Linked DNA regions of Homo sapiens: region 2 is linked to region 1. Evidence: read pairs that join two places in POLR2A ChIA-PET (ENCODE). Cell type or tissue: OCI-LY7. All regions are shown on one strand. Links, peaks and the distances in the headings refer to the core of each region. The heading gives the core; the rest is flanking DNA. Region 1 has its middle 180 kb from the start of ZNF608. Region 2 overlaps LOC105379158 (a long non-coding RNA gene).

Region 1 (8,343 bases), core at 283-8,282:
AATGAAGGACTTTTCTTACCTTTTACTGTATGACCTTATGTACTCTTTAGACTTTTAATCTTTTTTTTTTTTTTTTTTTTGAGACGGAGTCTCACCCTGTCCCTCAGGCTGGAGTGCAGTGGCGTGATCTTGGCTCACTGCAACCTCCTCCTCCCAGGTTCAAGCAATTCTCGCGCCTCAGCCTCCTGAATAGCTGGGACTACAGGTGCCCGCCACCATGCTCGGCTAATTTTTGTATTTTTAGTAGAGATGGGGTTTCACCATGTTGGCCAGGCTGGTCTCAGACCCCTGACGTCAAGTGATTCACCTGCCTCCCACTCCCGAAGTGGTGGGATTACAGGCGTGAACCACTGTGCCTGGCCTAGACTTTTAATCTTAGATTTGCTCTAGTTTTCAATAGAAAAAAATTAATGAAAATCTATAAAAACAACTGTGCTGCAATGTATATTGTCTTTAAATACTGTTATTGTGCAGGGAGTAAATAGCGTAAGGAATTACTGAAGTAGGGACTACTTTGAATCCTGCTTCTTTTTGCTTGTTATTGACTAAGAGTCTGCTGTAGGACAAAACACTGTATTTGCATATGTGCTTAGATAACATTATGACTTGAGACTGATTTGTTCAATTGATACTGTTGTCCTGGAAGCACAGCCATTGCAAAAGGGCACCATGCTATCTCTTAGTAATGCATTTAATATCTCACAAATTATTTTCCTTTCTTCTAAATTTTACTTGCAGAAAGAATTTGGGCTTAGTGAAATGCGTCCTACTCATCAGTTTTGGAACACATGGAGAAAAACAAGAAGTGCTTTTTCTCTTAAGCCAAATCTAATACTATTCCTTATAATGGTGCAGCCTTGGCCGGAACCTGCCAAGGAAGAAAACATCAGTAATTCCTTTATCTGTAAAGTAAAGAGCATATAAGGGACCTGATATTCATTTTGACAACCCAGAAACTTTTTTTCAAAAAATTCTTATTTTATCAAAGGAGAAGTACCCAAAAACCAGAGTTCAAATTTGAAATGAGTGAGTGGTAAATACCATTTCTGCTAATTTTATGAAAGGAAGTATATTCCTCTTATGAGAGCATGTGGCTGGAATCTGAAGAAGCATGAATTTGAATCTGCTGTATAAAATCAAGAAGGCCCAACTTACCTAGCCTCTGTATGCTTTAGAGCCTCATAGGGCACAACAGAGAAGTGTTTATTTCACGAGAGGTTACATAATAGCCACACTTCTCATTCTGGTAGAAAAACAGTTACTGGCATCTACTATGTTGTAGGTCTACTGGAGGAAGGGAAAAGACAGAAAACCTACTGTCTGAGATTTTATAATCTAGCAGTGGGGAAGACAGCACTTTTGCTGTGGAAATAATTCATAATCAAAAAGTTTTATGTCCATAGAATACATTATTCATTTGAGTCCTTAAGAAATTGAGAGCTGGTTGTGTTATTATAAAGACCCTCCATGCTAATGTGGTAAAATGATTTTAAAGATCTAATTTGCAAACAGAAGAGCAAGAATTGCTGAATAATAATGACACTTATCATTGATGAAAAACCCACTCTGAGTTTCTTACTTTACAGATATCTTTTCTAAACTTCCTATGGACCCTGCACAAACGGAATTATTATTTTCATTTTGCAGAGGGAGCAACTGAGGCTGTATAAAGTTAGTGACTGAGTCAGGAATCAGACCTATGTCTCCCAGACCCCAAGCACAAGTCCTTTGAACCTCTGAGCTATAAGGCTTTGTAATCCTGATGAAGGGAAATGGAGATGGGGAGGGGGTGAAGAAAATCTTTAAATTCTTTTTTTTTTTTTTTCCTCTGCAACACTTTAAAAAGAGACAGGACAAAAGAAGAATGCATGTTCTATATGCACATTTCTTTGCAGCCCTCTGATGAAGTACCTCAAAAGCTAAGCTCCCATCAATCCTGGAGAGATAGAATCAGCAGAGCATAGTGGCAGAATGAATGGTTTAAAAGGAACAGCAGCGACCAAAGAACTTTTTATGCAGAGAAACCCCAAATCTGGGGCAAAGCCCTCCTGTTCATTTTATCTCACACAAGGTAGGTAGTGCTGCCTGTCAAGGTAATGCATTACTACACTATTTGGAAAAACTACAGTTCTAATTAGATGAGCAAATAAATGTTCATTTCAATTTATTAATATAGCTGTAGGCCTTGTTACAATTTATCTCCCGGTTTTGAGACCAATCCATCTCGAGCTGGGAATCATTGTGGTGAAGTAACGGGTTTTAATAATGGATACAGGCAGTGAATTATTCAGGCAGAAGGGAGCAAGCCTTGATGCCTTCACTCACTTCTTTAATTAACTGTGAGATGCTGACGAGTCTGGGCTGTCTCGAGGCTTTCTAAGTTTGTCTGCATCAGAACTGTGAATTTTTCTTGGGCCATAGATATGTTGTGCTTTCAGGTCTATGCATAGCCAAGAAGTGACACCAGCTATCATATTCTCATTTTGTCTTCTTATATTCTCAATTCTGTGTCTGCTTAAATATTATTTTCCTGCAACTTCTTGAGCAACGAACATTTTTCTTGACAAAATGAACATCTTTGCTCTACTGCACTTCTGGATAAGACTTCAACACATGAAAATCCAAGATATTTCAATTCTCATATAAGTTTGGGAACTAATCAATAAACCACAAAATCCAGTTCTAGTCACTTCAGTCCATTTAGCTTGTTTTAAAGCCATTTATTTTCATGGCTTAGAAATAAATAAGCTGCTAGAAAAGAATTTTTCCTCTCCATTTGACATAGCATCAAACAAATAAACAAAACTAAAACTCTTACTAAAGGCAGGTTCCATTATTTGTGGAGCTTTGCAGTCTGCCCAAGTGGTTTCTGTAAACAAAACCTTTTAGGGCTTGTCACTAAACAAATGGCAGAATATGGCTGTGTACGTTGAATTTTCTTCTTTGCCTAACACAGATCTTCTAAGTAGAAAGTGCATCTAGCTCACAGTCTTTGCTCCAGTGTTAATCAATGGTTTTTGCTGTGAACACATTAATAACATGCTTAGATAATTGATTCCCCTTAATCTGGACGTTCTACTTTGCTATTACCTGTGACCATGAAAGTTAAAAGAAAAGTGCACATAAGCTGTTTGACAGCAATTTATTTATGCTGTGACAAGATAGTTCCTCTTTCAATTTTGTCACATCAGAGAGAAAGTAAGAATCTGGGGGAGGTCTGAGCTCACCACTTCTTGGTAGAAATTGAATCACTTTTTTCTATAAATCAAAAGTCATGTTAAAAGCTCTGTGAAGTAAACAATGATGTATATGAATTAGCAGCACAACCATAGTCAATACAAATCAAAGTGGCTTTATGAAGGTATTGATGTTTTCAGCTCTTCCTAAGGTTGAATACATTTAAGCGTTTATTCCCCAGGGCATTGTTGATCCAGATGAATGTATTCACTTTGAAACGAGACCATAGTCGCCGCTAGAGACAAAACTACATACACTGACCCAGATACGGTTCTTCCCCAGACCAAGTGACCCCAGCTGCAGCCGGAGTGCTCACAGTAAACTGAAATTACATGAATGACACCCAGGGAAAGACGCTTGTATTATAAAGAGGCTACATTTCTATTTGGTTTACTGATGTATTAATTTTTCAAAGTTTGGAATCTCTTCAAATACAAGGTAAATGCATTTTCTAAGAATTTGGCCCAGTGGCACTCGTCTGGATGTGATAACCTGTTTTTCCTGTATCATGATTTAACTTAAACTACTCTTGTAAGTGACTGATTCTGTATCTTCAAGTTACATTCATACATCCTGTGACTGGATATTGACGAATTCAGTAGGTGCCACAGGCATATCTTGCTTGTCTGAAAGGAAAGTTAATTTTATACTAAGATGCCACCATTAAAATAGATAATGAAAGCATTGTTAGGATTTACCAGATTAGCTAAAGCAACAAAACATCAGATTGTAACTAGATGACCTCGGGGAAAAACACAGGATGTATATTTCCACAAAACATCCCGCATCATTTGACATATTCAAAGTAAAGGTAAGCCATGTATTTTGGCCTTTATGTTGTTCACAGAAGAGTTCTTTGCACACTGGATATACATTGGAATTCATCTTCCTTTTCTTCTTAGTATGTTAGAATATCTATGTCTTCAAAAGGGTCAGCCTCAAATGAGTGAGCCAAAGGCACTTACATGCAGACCAGTACTTATTAGAAAGAACTGAGAAATGAAACATAAACTGATAAGTGAGTGCAAGTCATTCATCTTTTTAAAGCCCATAAAAAGAGAATTGTAAATTAAAATGTCTACAATAGGTTCAACACCTCTCTCTCAGCCCCTCCCTTTCCTTTGTCATGCTACAGCATTCAAGTGTGGGAATGTTTCTCTGAAACGTGTAAATCACACATTTAGTCATGCCATACCCAGGAGCACCGTACCGGGAGGAACGGGGAGGAAGGCCAAGGAAATTAAATATGAGTCCAGCAGTTTGTTAATGAAACATTTACACAAGCAGTTTATATGGTTGTAATAAAAAAGGGGGGCCTCTTTCATCGCACCTTTTCATTACTTAGCACAGTCTTTAAGAGGATTAATGTGGAAGGGGGGAAAAGAATGTGCTTATCAGTTGAGTCTCAGGATTGGTAATGCTGAGTTCTTAATAGATTGCCTCTGGATTTAGGATTACTGTGGTGCAAATTCTTCCAGGCTTTCAATAGAATAGAAAGCAGTTTGTTTTCCCCCCTTCAACGAGAAGGGCTATTGACTTGGTGATGAAATGACCTAGGACTCAGAGTTTATTCAAACCACTGCCTCCTGTTTCTGTCACTTCAGGGAGATTTATTTATTTGTTTGGGCTACTGGTAGCCAATGCATCAAAATATGCACTAATTCCACCACTACTGTGATTAAGAAGCAGCTAACAATGCAAGTTTAACAGCAACCAGCTGACTTTTATGATGCTTGTATTAAGGATCTAGTTTTCAAAAGGAAACAGCAGAGAAGACAAATCTATTTTTTGGACACTGTCAATTCCCTGCACCTCATTTTCTGACAGGTTTCCTAACAGCTCAGATAAACTACATATTTTGGAGGACAACTGAAGTGAATAAGTGGCCCTTTTAGTTTTCTGGGGAGTTAGAGGCAGCTTTTGTTGGCAATCTTGTGAAAGAGTACAGTACTGATGGATCATGCTGCTTGAGGTCCCGTGACTTCACACTATTTTTAGCACAAGGAAGATGTTAGTTGTAACAGTGTACAATGGGCTAATCAGCCATAATAGAACTCACACTGTTTTTCACTTCACATTGCACTTATTATGTGCCTTGAATGTAAACAGCTCTTTGCTTCTGACAAAGATGGCAGTTTGCCATGGTGGGATTCAGCCTTCTCTAAAGCTCAGCAAACATTGAATAGAGCAAGCCAGAAGACTGAAAAAGCAATTGTTTGAATTTATGTCACTTGCAACCTTAGACAAAATTATTTTTGTTACTTCCATCCTTTCCTTCCTACCTCCCTCAAATTAGCAAGCATTCACATATGTCAGTTATCAGCATATGAAAAATTATTTCCATTATTTCTCCACCCACATTTAGAGAATCAATAAATCATGTTTTATATAAAGTCTTGAATAATGACATCCCTGTGCATTTTATACCCATTGTGAAATATTTGGAACTTAACATAATAATATGAAGCTTGATCATATAAATAGATTGAAGTTGCTTTAAAGCATGATAAAAGATACTCTTTAAAATTACACCCAACACCCAAAAGAAGTTTATTGTTTTGCACCATCTGTATGTACCATTAGCAGATTCAATAGTTTGCTCTCAAAACAGATTTAGAGCAATTTACTATAAAGCAAATTGTTGTTGGCTAGGCTTCCTGCATTGTTATCCTATGATTTTTCCAGGCACAGGGGCATATTCAAAAGTTTTTTGAAATTTTATCACAGTAATACATGCACATGATAAAAACCATCAAGTAGTATAAGAAAGTACTTTATAAAGAAAAGTACCCTCCTCCACACTCAGGCCTATTACTAGCAGCAAAGACCTTTTTATTTTTTAGTTCTTCTTCTGGAGATTACTTCCTAACCCTAAATAAAAGGCTTATAATAGTATTTCTAAAGAATTTTTTTAAATTATTATTATTTTTTTTAGAGTTGGGGTCTTGCTCACTGCAGCCTCGAACTCCAGGGCTCAAGTGATTCTCCTGTCTCAGCCCCTCAGCCTCCTGAGTAGCTATGACTATAGGCATGTGCCACTGTGCCCAGCTAATTTTTATTTTTACTTTTGTAGAGTCAGGATCTTGCATTGTTGCCTAGGCTGGCCTTAAACCCCTAGCTTCAAACAATACTCTCACCTTGACCTCGCGAAGTGCTGATATTACAGGTGTGAGCCACTGCACCTGGCCTTATAATAGTATTTATTGATTGATTCATTCATTGATTCAGCAGATATTCACTGAGTGACTACTGTTTGCCACATACTGTTCTAAAACTGAGATACAACAGTGAACGAAACAGACAAAAGTCCCTGCCCCCTTGAAGCTGAACATTCCACTGGAGTGGAAATGAGGAGAGGCAGATAATAAATATCAATGAATAATTTATATCACATATCAAAAAGTGAAAAGGGGTATAGAATAAAAGAAATGAGAAAGGTGGGCAAGAGGGGTACTGAAGGTGGAAGGTGGTGTGAAGTTCGAAACACAGAGGTTAGGGATGGCCTAACTAAGAGTGTGATATTTCAGCAAAGACATGAAAGAAGTAATAGAGTAACCCATGAAAACATCTCAAAGGAGAGAGGCCAGAGTGGAAGGAACAGCCAGTGCAAAGGCCCTGAGGCAGGAGCATGGCTGGTTGGCTTAAGGAACAGTGAGGAGGTCAACTTGGCTGATGTGGAATGAGCAAAGGAAAGTGCAGTAGGAGATGGGGCTTGTGAAATGATGGGAGGAGGAGGTCCATGGGAGTGTAGGAAGGATTTGAACAGAGAATTAATTCAGTCCTGTTTAAGTTTTTACTTTCTTGAGGAAAGGATGTGTGAATGGAAGAAGGAAGTTATTTTGGAGTCTCTGCGGTGATCCAAGTGAGACAAGGAAACTCCCAACAGGTTGATGCCTCAGAGGAGTTAAGAAGTAGTCAGATTCTGGGTATACAGTGAGGCTTACTTGCTTTTCTGATAGATTGCATTTATAGAATATGAGAGAAAGAAGATTTGGCTTCAGCTACTGTAAGAATGGAGTGGCCCTTAATGGAGATAAGATAGACTGCTGGTTGAATGGGATTTGGAAGGAAGATTTAGTTATGGATATGTTGAGTTTGAGATGCCTTTAGACATCAAAGTGGTGATAACAGATAGATAAGTGGATATGAGAGGCTGGAGTTCTGGGGAGAGGTACAGACCTCGTATTTACATTTTTGGTCGTTAGCATATACATGGTATTTAAGGTCACATGCCTAGGTAAGCCCACTAGGGAATGAAGCTAAAAGAAGTCCAAGGACTTATCCTTGGGACATTCTCACATTAAAAGATTGGATAAGAAACTTGCAAAAGGAACTGAAAAGAAGTGAGGTCAGAAGCTACTGGAAGAAAGAGAGTTACAAAAGTAGGCTAACAAATGCATGTCAAGTTTACATGACCCACAGTGATATTCTCAGGTTAGAGAAAGAGTTATGAAGACAATGGTGATCCTGCAGCAAAGTAGAAGAGAGCACTTAAATTATAGAATGATGAAACATTAGAAGCATTTCCTTTAGAATTTAGAGTAATTTAGAAGTGTCTAGAATAAAGGAAAATATGTATTAAATAGCAGTGCTATATACTAGTAATAATCACTTTTTTAGTAGTATGAAACTTGGTGTCAACAGAAACTTTATATACCAATGAATAGCTTTAACAAAAAACGTGATAGACATGTATGAATACTTACAGTATATTCTGAGAGGTGTAAAAATGTAAAAGATTTCATGCAGATACATAATTGTTGATGTACAGGTGGACTGAGTATTGCAAAAGTGTTAATTTTTTTCTTGAATATATGAGTTTATCGTAGTTCAAAACAGAGTTCTGATGGGCAAATTTTTGGTACAGTAATGATCATAGCAGCACTATTTTTAATAGCCAACAACTAGAAACAATCAAATGTCCATAAATGAGTAAATAAACTGTATATTCATTCAATGAAATAATATACAGCAAGAGGATGATTGAACTACAACTACAGCATCAACATAGGTGAATCTCGCAAACATAATAATGAACAAAGAAGGCAGACACTAAAGAGTATATACTTTGTGATTCCACTCGTATAAAGTTCCAAAACAGATCCA
Region 2 (8,343 bases), core at 46-8,045, 64 kb after region 1:
GAAATTGTCTATTTCTCCCCTTCAAAACTTGTCCAAACCTTTGCCCCTGTGTGGGCAGCTTCCTGCCGCAGCTCTTGCCAGTACCTGTTCTCATATCTCCTTGTTGGGGCTCAGAAAGCAACACCCCAAAACATGGTGCTTTGGCACTGCTGAGCACTTTGAACTGGAGATCAGAAGGCCTTAGAAGCTGCTTCAGAAGCAAAATCTCTGACCTTCTCCTGTTCTCTCGTCCTCTCCCTCTCCTTCTCCTCCAAAACAAGTTATAGAGTCTAGAATTTCTCTTCCCCAAGGCAGGTTATAGAAACTAGATCTCCTCTCCCCAAAAAGCAAGCCATAAAGAAGACCCTCATTCCAAAGGAGTCCTTCCCTGTAGCCAGGAGGAAGGAATGCCACACAGAGAGGCCAAGGTGAATTGGAACAGACAGGGATTGCTGGGTTTTCACCCCTACAGTCTATTACCACTAGATCATTCCCTTTGTCCAGTCACATTTCTACGTGGCTGTCTATTCTTCATTGAATCTAAGCATAAAAACAGACAATTTTCCCTCAGTCTTTGACTCCTCATATCTCAAAGTTTGAGATATGAAGACTCAATCTTTGTCATGTAAAACTTGATTATATCAAGTAACTTTGTTATGCCTTTTTTTTTTGAGTTGGAGTCTCGCTGTGTCGCCCAGGCTGGAGTGCTGTGGCGCGATCTCGGCTCACTGCAAGCCTCGCCTCCCAGGTTCACGCCATTCTCCTGCCTCACCTCCCGAGTAGCTGGGACTACAGGCACCCGCCACCACACCTGGCTAATTTTTTTGTATTTTTAGTAGAGACGGGGTTTCACTGTGTTAGCCAGTGTGGTCTCGATCTCCTGACCTCATGATCCGCCCGCCTTGGCCACCCAAAGTGCTGGGATTACAGGTGTGAGCCACTGTGCCCAGCCTGTTACGCCTTTTTCTGGTTAAGCTTCCCCCACTCCCCACCTTTTTTTTTGTTTCAGAGGGTATATGTGCAGATGTATTACATGGGTATATTGTGTGATGCTGAGATTTAGGGTACAGATGGTCTTGTCACCCAGGCAGTGAGCATAGTACCCAATAGGTGGTTTTTCAGCCCACGCCCCCTTCCCTTCTCCTTCTAGTAGTCCTCAGTGTCTATTGTTCCCTTCTTTGTGTCCATGTGTACTCAATGTTTAGCTCCTACTTGTGAGAACACACAGTATTTGTTTTTCTGTTCCTGTGTTAATTCATTAATTCACATAGGATAATGGCCTTCAGCTGTATCCATGTTGCAAACGACATGATTTTTTTCTTTCTTATGGCTGTGTAGTATTCCATGGTATATATGTACTGTCTTTTGTTATAGGAGTGTTGGCCATGACCCTTATGATGGATGAGGAAAGGGATCATACCTTTCTGTCCCACATCCTCTACTGAACATATCAAAGATTCTTGGCCAAAACCAATTTTCCCTGACACTCTGTCTCAACTGTTCTTTCCCATTATAATTGGTGTTGATATGGACAGGAGGCAGAGAAATACTAGGTAGAAAAGGGTGGGGCTTCTGGCAAGTGTTCTACCCCCAAGCCTGGACCCACGTCCCTAAATGAGAACTTCACATCCCTGTTTTTCTGCGCAAATATTACCTTATGTGCTGCCACCCTCACATCCTGTGTCCATAAAAACTCCAAGCTCCACTGGCAGAGGAGCCCAGTGGTGTGGCAGAAAAGGAGAGAAGAGAAGAGGCAGCTGGACATTGGAGACTACAGTCAGAGAGGAGTTTGGCTGTCTCCAGCTGAACTCCAGGGGAAGATTATCTTCCTACTCCATCCCCTTTCCAGCTCCCCATCCTACTGAGAGCCACTTCCACTGCTCAATAAAATCTCCACATTGATTATCCTTCAAGTCTGTGTGAACTGATTCTTCCTGGATGCTGGACAAGAACCCAGGTACCAAGAGGGCAGGGTGTAAAAGCCTGTCACCCTGATCCTCCACTGACCTGGTTTAACACTTAGCCATCTGTGGATGGCAAATGCTAAAAGATCATTGTAAGACATGCCCTCTGGGGCTCTAGAGGTCACTAGCAACCCCTAGACACTGCCATGGGCCAGTACCAGGTTCGTTCCTTGCTCCTGCACCTGCCAACCTGCAAGCTTCCCCTCCTGTAAGGAGTTTGAGTGCGGTGGCCGAGCAAAGGAGACACCCCTGTTGCAAGTCCCATGAGGGGGTCAAGGGAACTCTCCCGTCTCAATATTCCTCACTGATAATGAGAGCAAAGAACACCATAGAATGAGACTTCATGAATTGCCATCAAGTTTTGCACACAGTTACTTTCATCCCAGATTAAAGTCTCTCTTTTTAGCTTTTCCAACAGTTGTCATCTCAGACCACTCAACTGCTGCTCTCACTTCTCTCTTCTCCTTCCTCTGCAGAGCTGGCCATACTCTTTTTTTTTTTGTCACTCTTTTTTTGTTACATTTTTGCTTGCTTTCTTGTCATTTCCTTTAAAATTCATCAACAAAATTAGTTTATTAAACTTTGATATCCATCCCAGTACTCATATATAATTTGATAGTGACAATCCTTCCACTTATTGTGAGTTTAGAATAACTTTGTTCTATAATATTGATTAGGTTCAGGGCACACTAACCCAAAATATGGCACCTTGGCATATTGAATATTTTAAGCTGAAAGAATCTGAGAAATTCCCTATGCTGGAAGGACTTTCTGACTTTCCCTAAAGCAGGTCATGTGAGAGGTGCCCTCCTTATACCTGGAGGAAAGGAGCATCCATATCTCCAAAGACACAGGGATGCTGAGAGGAATCTGAATGGACAAGCCTTGTCGTTTCTCCTAGTTTATTATAATTAGCACATGCCCATTTTATGCTATCATATTTCCCCATGACCGTCTACTCTTCATCAAACCTAGCATAAAGCAACCCAGTTTTAAGCACTTCTTTGGGTCTTCATTTCCTATTGAAGGCTCCAGTGTCACGCAAAACATACACATTTCTATGATTCTTTCTTTCTGTCTTTTGTTCCAGGGGCCCCAGCCAATGAACCTAAAATGAGTAAAAGATAAAGATGTTTTTCTCCTCCCCAACAATATTTGATTAATGCTTTTTCAGGTTTCAGACTTTTAGTTAACATTCTGTATTGTGAGATTACTTTTAAAAAATGAGATTCAATCTAATTTCTTAAATAAACTTGTGTATACCTCTTTGGTTGTTCATTTTGGTTTTTTATTCCATTTAGGAACAGTAATGTCATAGACTTTTGACATTCACTGGATGCCCATTCAATGGGCCTTCATAAATCTCAATAATTTTTTTTCATTTTAAAAAATCATGATAAAACACATACGACGTAAACTTTACCATTGTAACCATTTTTAAGTATACAATTCAGTGGCATTAAGAACATTCACAATGTTGTATGATGTGGTTCAGAACACACTGCCCCAAAATATGGCACTTTGGCATATTGAGTATTTTAAACTGAAGGAATTTGAGAAATAGGTGCTAGAAGGACTCTCTGACCTCCTGTTTTTCCCTTGAAGCAGATCCCAAGACCCTCATGTAAGAGGTGCCCTTGCTATACTCAGAGGAAAAGAGCATCCCTACCTCTGAAGAGGGAGGGATGCCGAGAGGAATCTGAATGAACAGGGCTTGTTGTTTTCCCCAGATTACTACCCTTAGCTCATAGCCTTTGTCCTATTACATTTTTCCATGACTTTTTACTCTTCCTCAAATCTAGTAGAAAAATGCACAGGCTTAACTGTTGCTTTGTCTTCATTTCCTTATAAAGTTTCCTTGGCCACATAAAACTTACATTAAATAAATTTTTACATATTTTTTCTTGTTAATCTGTCTTTCGTTAGTCTAATTTACAGGGTCCCAGTCAGATAACCTAAAAGGATAGAGACAAAGGATATTTTTTTTCTCTCCTACATGTGCAAGTATCACTGTTATTTCCAGAGCTTTTTTAAAATCTCAAATCATAACACTACCCATTAAACAATACCTCCCCATTCTTTCCTCCCAGCCTCTGGTAATCACGATTCCACTTCTTGTCTCTGTGAACTTGACTATTCTAGATATATAAGTGGAATCATACAATGTTGATTCTGTTGTGGCTGGCTTATTTACTTAGCGTAACAATAATGTTTTCAGGCTTCATCCCGTTTGCAGCATGTATCAGAATTTCCTTCCTTTTTTAAGGCTGAATAATATTCCATTACATGTATATACTGCATTTTGTTTATCCATTCATCTGTTGGTGGACATTTGGTTTGCTCCTATCATTTGGCTATTATAATAGTGCTGCTATGAACATGGGTGTACAAGTATCAGTTTGGGTTCTTGCTTTCAGTTCTTTTGGATATTGAATCTCAAGATTTGATAAGAAGTGCAGCATATGATTTTTCCAATAAAACTTACATTTTCCTTTTTCGACCCTTTCGTGTCTTCTTTCCAGTCATAACCCTTGTAGTTCATTTCCTCTGTGTGGCTATTTTCTGCCAAGAAATGCAGCTTTATATCCATTTGCGGGCAAAGGTAAGTCAAAACCAGCAAGGTGATAATTATTGTTCCCTTCCCACCACTGTGTACCTGTGCAACTAGTCTGCAAAGAGGAACATTGCCAAATTCTAGATCTGTGATCAATTACGCAATTTAAACCAAACTGTATCCTGCGGGGCATAAATTTCATACCTCAGACTCATACTCAAAGTATTTTTCTGCTTCTTACATTGCTAGGGAAGGGAGGGAAAGTAACACAGGAAGCCAGATGTGAGAGGACTAGATTGACACCTGGGTAATTAGAAGGCTTTGTTCCCTAAACCCCAGTTAAATAGTGTTGAACTATCACTCAGTACTAGCAGAAACAGTTTCCTTTTGCTTTTTTCTAAAACCAACTACTAAATAATATTAGGGTATCTTTGAAGCAATAATGTGTAATCACTTACAGTTCTTTTGAAGGGAATGTATTTAAGATTAAAAAAAAAAAAAAAAGCCCAAAGGCAGAGAGCTTTAAATAGTACCCATTTGGTAATAAATACCATTACTTCCCCTCTCCAACCTGCCCTACTCCCTCCCCCATAACGCTTAACACAAAGCTTCAGATTTAGTTTTGGAGAGAGTGAGTCTACATTCACTTGAAGAAAACTCTTGTTTTTCATTTGTTCTGTTGACTTCACTATATTTTAAAATATAAGTGTGTTGTGGAGAACATACTGAATTCTGAATTACTAAGTTGCATATCCATTTGTTGTAGAAGAGGATTTCAGTCCAACAGTAAAAGATTTTAGCTTGTCTCTATAGCAGGGGTTCTTGATCCCTAAGACAGGTAAAGATGAGATGAGAGGGAGAGAAGAGACACACACAGAGAGGCTTGTGATTCCTTGAGGGGCACTACTACTCACATCTCCTTTTGTTTTTCTTGCAGACATAGAGAAGGGATGGTGATGGTGATGGAGGGTCTCCAGGGGATTCACACGAGTTGTGGTGGCATCTCACTAGGCATTGACAAGGGAAAAAAATCCCACCCACATGCTTGGCACGCCTGGGCGAAGCCAGCAAGGACAGTCTCTAAAGTACCCTCAGATGGAAGTGTCCATGGAGCAGTTGTGATATGGTTTGGTTGTGTCCCTACCCAAATCTCATCTTGAATTGTAGTTCCCATAATCCCTATGTGTCATGGGAGGGACCTGGTGGGAGGTGATTGGATCATGGGGGTGGTTACCCCCATGCTGTTCTTATGATACTGAGTGAATTCTCACGAGATCTGATGGTCTTATGAGGGGCTTTCCCCCTTTGCTCGGAACTTCTGTCTCACCTGCCGCTATGTGAAGAAGGATGTGCCTACTTTCCCTTGCACTATGATTGTCAGTTTCCTGAGGCCTCTCCAGCTATGTGAAACTGTGAGTCAATTAAACCTCTTTCCCTTATAAATTACCCAGTCTCAGGCTGCTCTTTATAGCAGCATGAGAATGGACTAATACAAGTTGTCATCTAGACTAGTCTGCTCAAAGCTTGTCTTCAGTCAACTAGGTATAGTCCTGATTCCAAGTAGAAATAGCCAGGAGGTGGCCTAAGGGGCAAGGCATAGGGGCTATCTCTTCGGGCAGGTGGGAGTTCTGCCTCTTTCTAGTACCTCATGGGGCAGCTCTCCCAGCTCCTCTGTACCCTGAGGCCCCCAAATTGGCAGGTTGTTTTTTCTTAGTTCTCAACATCACATTTCTTTATTTCATTTCCCAAGATATACCTCAAATATAGACATTTTAAAAAGTGAATGCCCTCTCTGTGCATCTTAAGGGATTTTTCAGAGGTGTGCTCATACCCTTACTTCACACACACACACACACACACACACACACACACACAGTTCTATCAATCTATCTATCTACCTACCTGCCTATTGATCTACCTACCATCTATCGCCTCTCTATTGTCTACTTTTATCTAGGGAGAGCCCTGGCAGTGGTCAGTTAGTCAAAAATATTGCCAAGGTAGGAAAACGTGAAAAATGATATATATATACATTACACATCCATCCATCAATCTTTTTATGAAGGGATAAGGGCTATTCAACCTATTGAGAAATACAGCATAGTTTTTCTTGCACATACTTACAAATTAATGGTCTATAGTTTGCAGTTTTTGTTTCTTTCAAGTGAGGTGAGAGTGTATAGACAATGTGCAAGTAGAATCTTTCCAGATAAGTGATTCTCAAATGTTGGCATCTGGATTTCTTAGCTTCATCCCCAGAGTTTTAGGTTCAATAGATCTGGAGTGGGGCCTGAGAATTTGCATTTCTCACAAGTTTTCAGATGATGCTGATGCTGCTGGCCCAGGGATCACTCTGAAAACCACCATGGATTTTCATTATACTTTACAGAAAGCAAATATGTAACGTTTTATAGGGAGAAGAAAGAACATTGATTAATAGGAAAGTTGGTTAAGAGAAAGTAGGTTGAGAATGAATATAATTCTATCCCTATTTTATACACTTGATATACAGCAATCCTTGTTCACATACATTTTTTCCAGAACACTCTTAAATCTCACATAGGATATTGATAATGTGTTATAAATAGTTGAGTTTGCAGGGGGTAAAAGGAGATTCTTCCCGGAAATAAGAATGTTCTTTAAAACTTTTTCTCTCCACAATGATGGAAGTTAACTTCTCAGTGCTTCTTTACTTACCTGTAAATTGGCATGAACACAATTACATCATAGAGCTCTCCAGAAGACAAAAGGGGATAATATATAGTAGTTTTTCTCAGATGTTTTCACCATGATCTTTCGTGATAGGCGAGGGATTGGGAGAAACCCAAAGAACATATTAGAGAACAATTTCATTGAGGTCTTCTCTTTTGTATATTAAAAATGAATCTACAGGAGCCAAAAAAAGGAGAATACATATTTTGCCTTTTTTATCCATCAAAGATCCATTTGTTTTCATATAAAAATATTTCACACAACTTGACACTTAACCATGTTTATGTTTTGATTTCTGCTATGAAGAACAAGTACCTTAGTTTGAGAAACTTAGGGAAATGCTTTATAAACAGTAATGCATTACATAAAGTTTTTCTATTATTAGATTTTGTTTTATTTTGGCAAACGTGAGACACCCATAAGCAGATATACAGGCTTTGACATCTCATTAACAGATTCCTTATGCTGATGTTTGGATTTTAAATGATCAGACATATGATAAAGTCTTTTTCCCCCCAGATGTTGTCTACAGTGTTACAAATTTGCTTCTAAATTGTATTTCAGAGATACAACAAAGTCAAAGCCATTTTAAAAAGTGCAGTTGGCCCATGGATTTATTTATCTCTTAATAAAGTAATAGATGGTGGGGGCACGGGACTGTGAATTTGTAAAACAGGTAGCTAATGATTTCTGTGTTACATCATTGTTTAATCACTAGCATATTCAAAAATTTTAACTGTATATCTTATATTTACACATATGTACTGTTTTAATGCCATTTCTAACTAAAGCAAGCTGAAAAAATATATTCCCATTTATGGATGATCCATTTAACCATTATTTCTTGAACACTTACAGTATTAACATTTAGCTAGTTTCCATAAGGGATGCAGAGATATCTAAGACCCAATCCTCCATTTCTGCCCAGGCATGGTGGTTCACGCCTGTAATCCCAGCATTTTGGGAGGCCAAAGAGGGAGGATTGCTTGAGCCTAGGAGTTCCAGACCAGCTAGGGCAATAGAGCAAGACCCCCATGTCAAAAAAAAGAAAAAAAAATTCTCAATTTTTGAGAATTTCAGGAATTTTCCATTCTGTCAATTGACTGGATAGGTGCTGCACTTTTCCCACTTGCA

Evidence for each region. ChIA-PET counts read pairs that join two places held together with the same protein. Peaks named below come from ENCODE experiments on the same cell type or tissue, not always from the same donor. Only the 100,000 strongest peaks of a DNase experiment are listed, where the experiment ranks them.
Region 2: POLR2A ChIA-PET joins it to region 1 with 11 read pairs; 5 of 35 experiments call an interaction of 5 or more read pairs at or near these places.

The regions. Positions count from the first base shown.
Region 1 is chr5:124,918,052-124,926,394 of GRCh38, forward strand. No RefSeq gene overlaps it. Among named protein-coding and RNA genes, the nearest start is that of ZNF608, 180 kb to the left of the region's middle. RefSeq lists enhancers at 3,365-3,454, 5,130-5,239. In OCI-LY7, for the core only: CTCF peaks have their summits at 3,457 and 3,659; DNase peaks (open chromatin) are centred at 2,360, 3,430 and 5,230; H3K4me3 peaks cover 3,062 bases; H3K27ac peaks cover 4,830 bases.
Region 2 is chr5:124,982,154-124,990,496 of GRCh38, forward strand. It overlaps LOC105379158 (a long non-coding RNA gene), which reads right to left. Exons shown (of 7, transcript XR_001742529.2): 5 at 7,195-7,383; 6 at 6,622-6,850; 7 at 5,417-5,504. Among named protein-coding and RNA genes, the nearest start is that of ZNF608, 240 kb to the left of the region's middle. In OCI-LY7, for the core only: no CTCF peak of the experiment used is centred there; a DNase peak (open chromatin) is centred at 1,828; H3K27ac peaks cover 1,178 bases.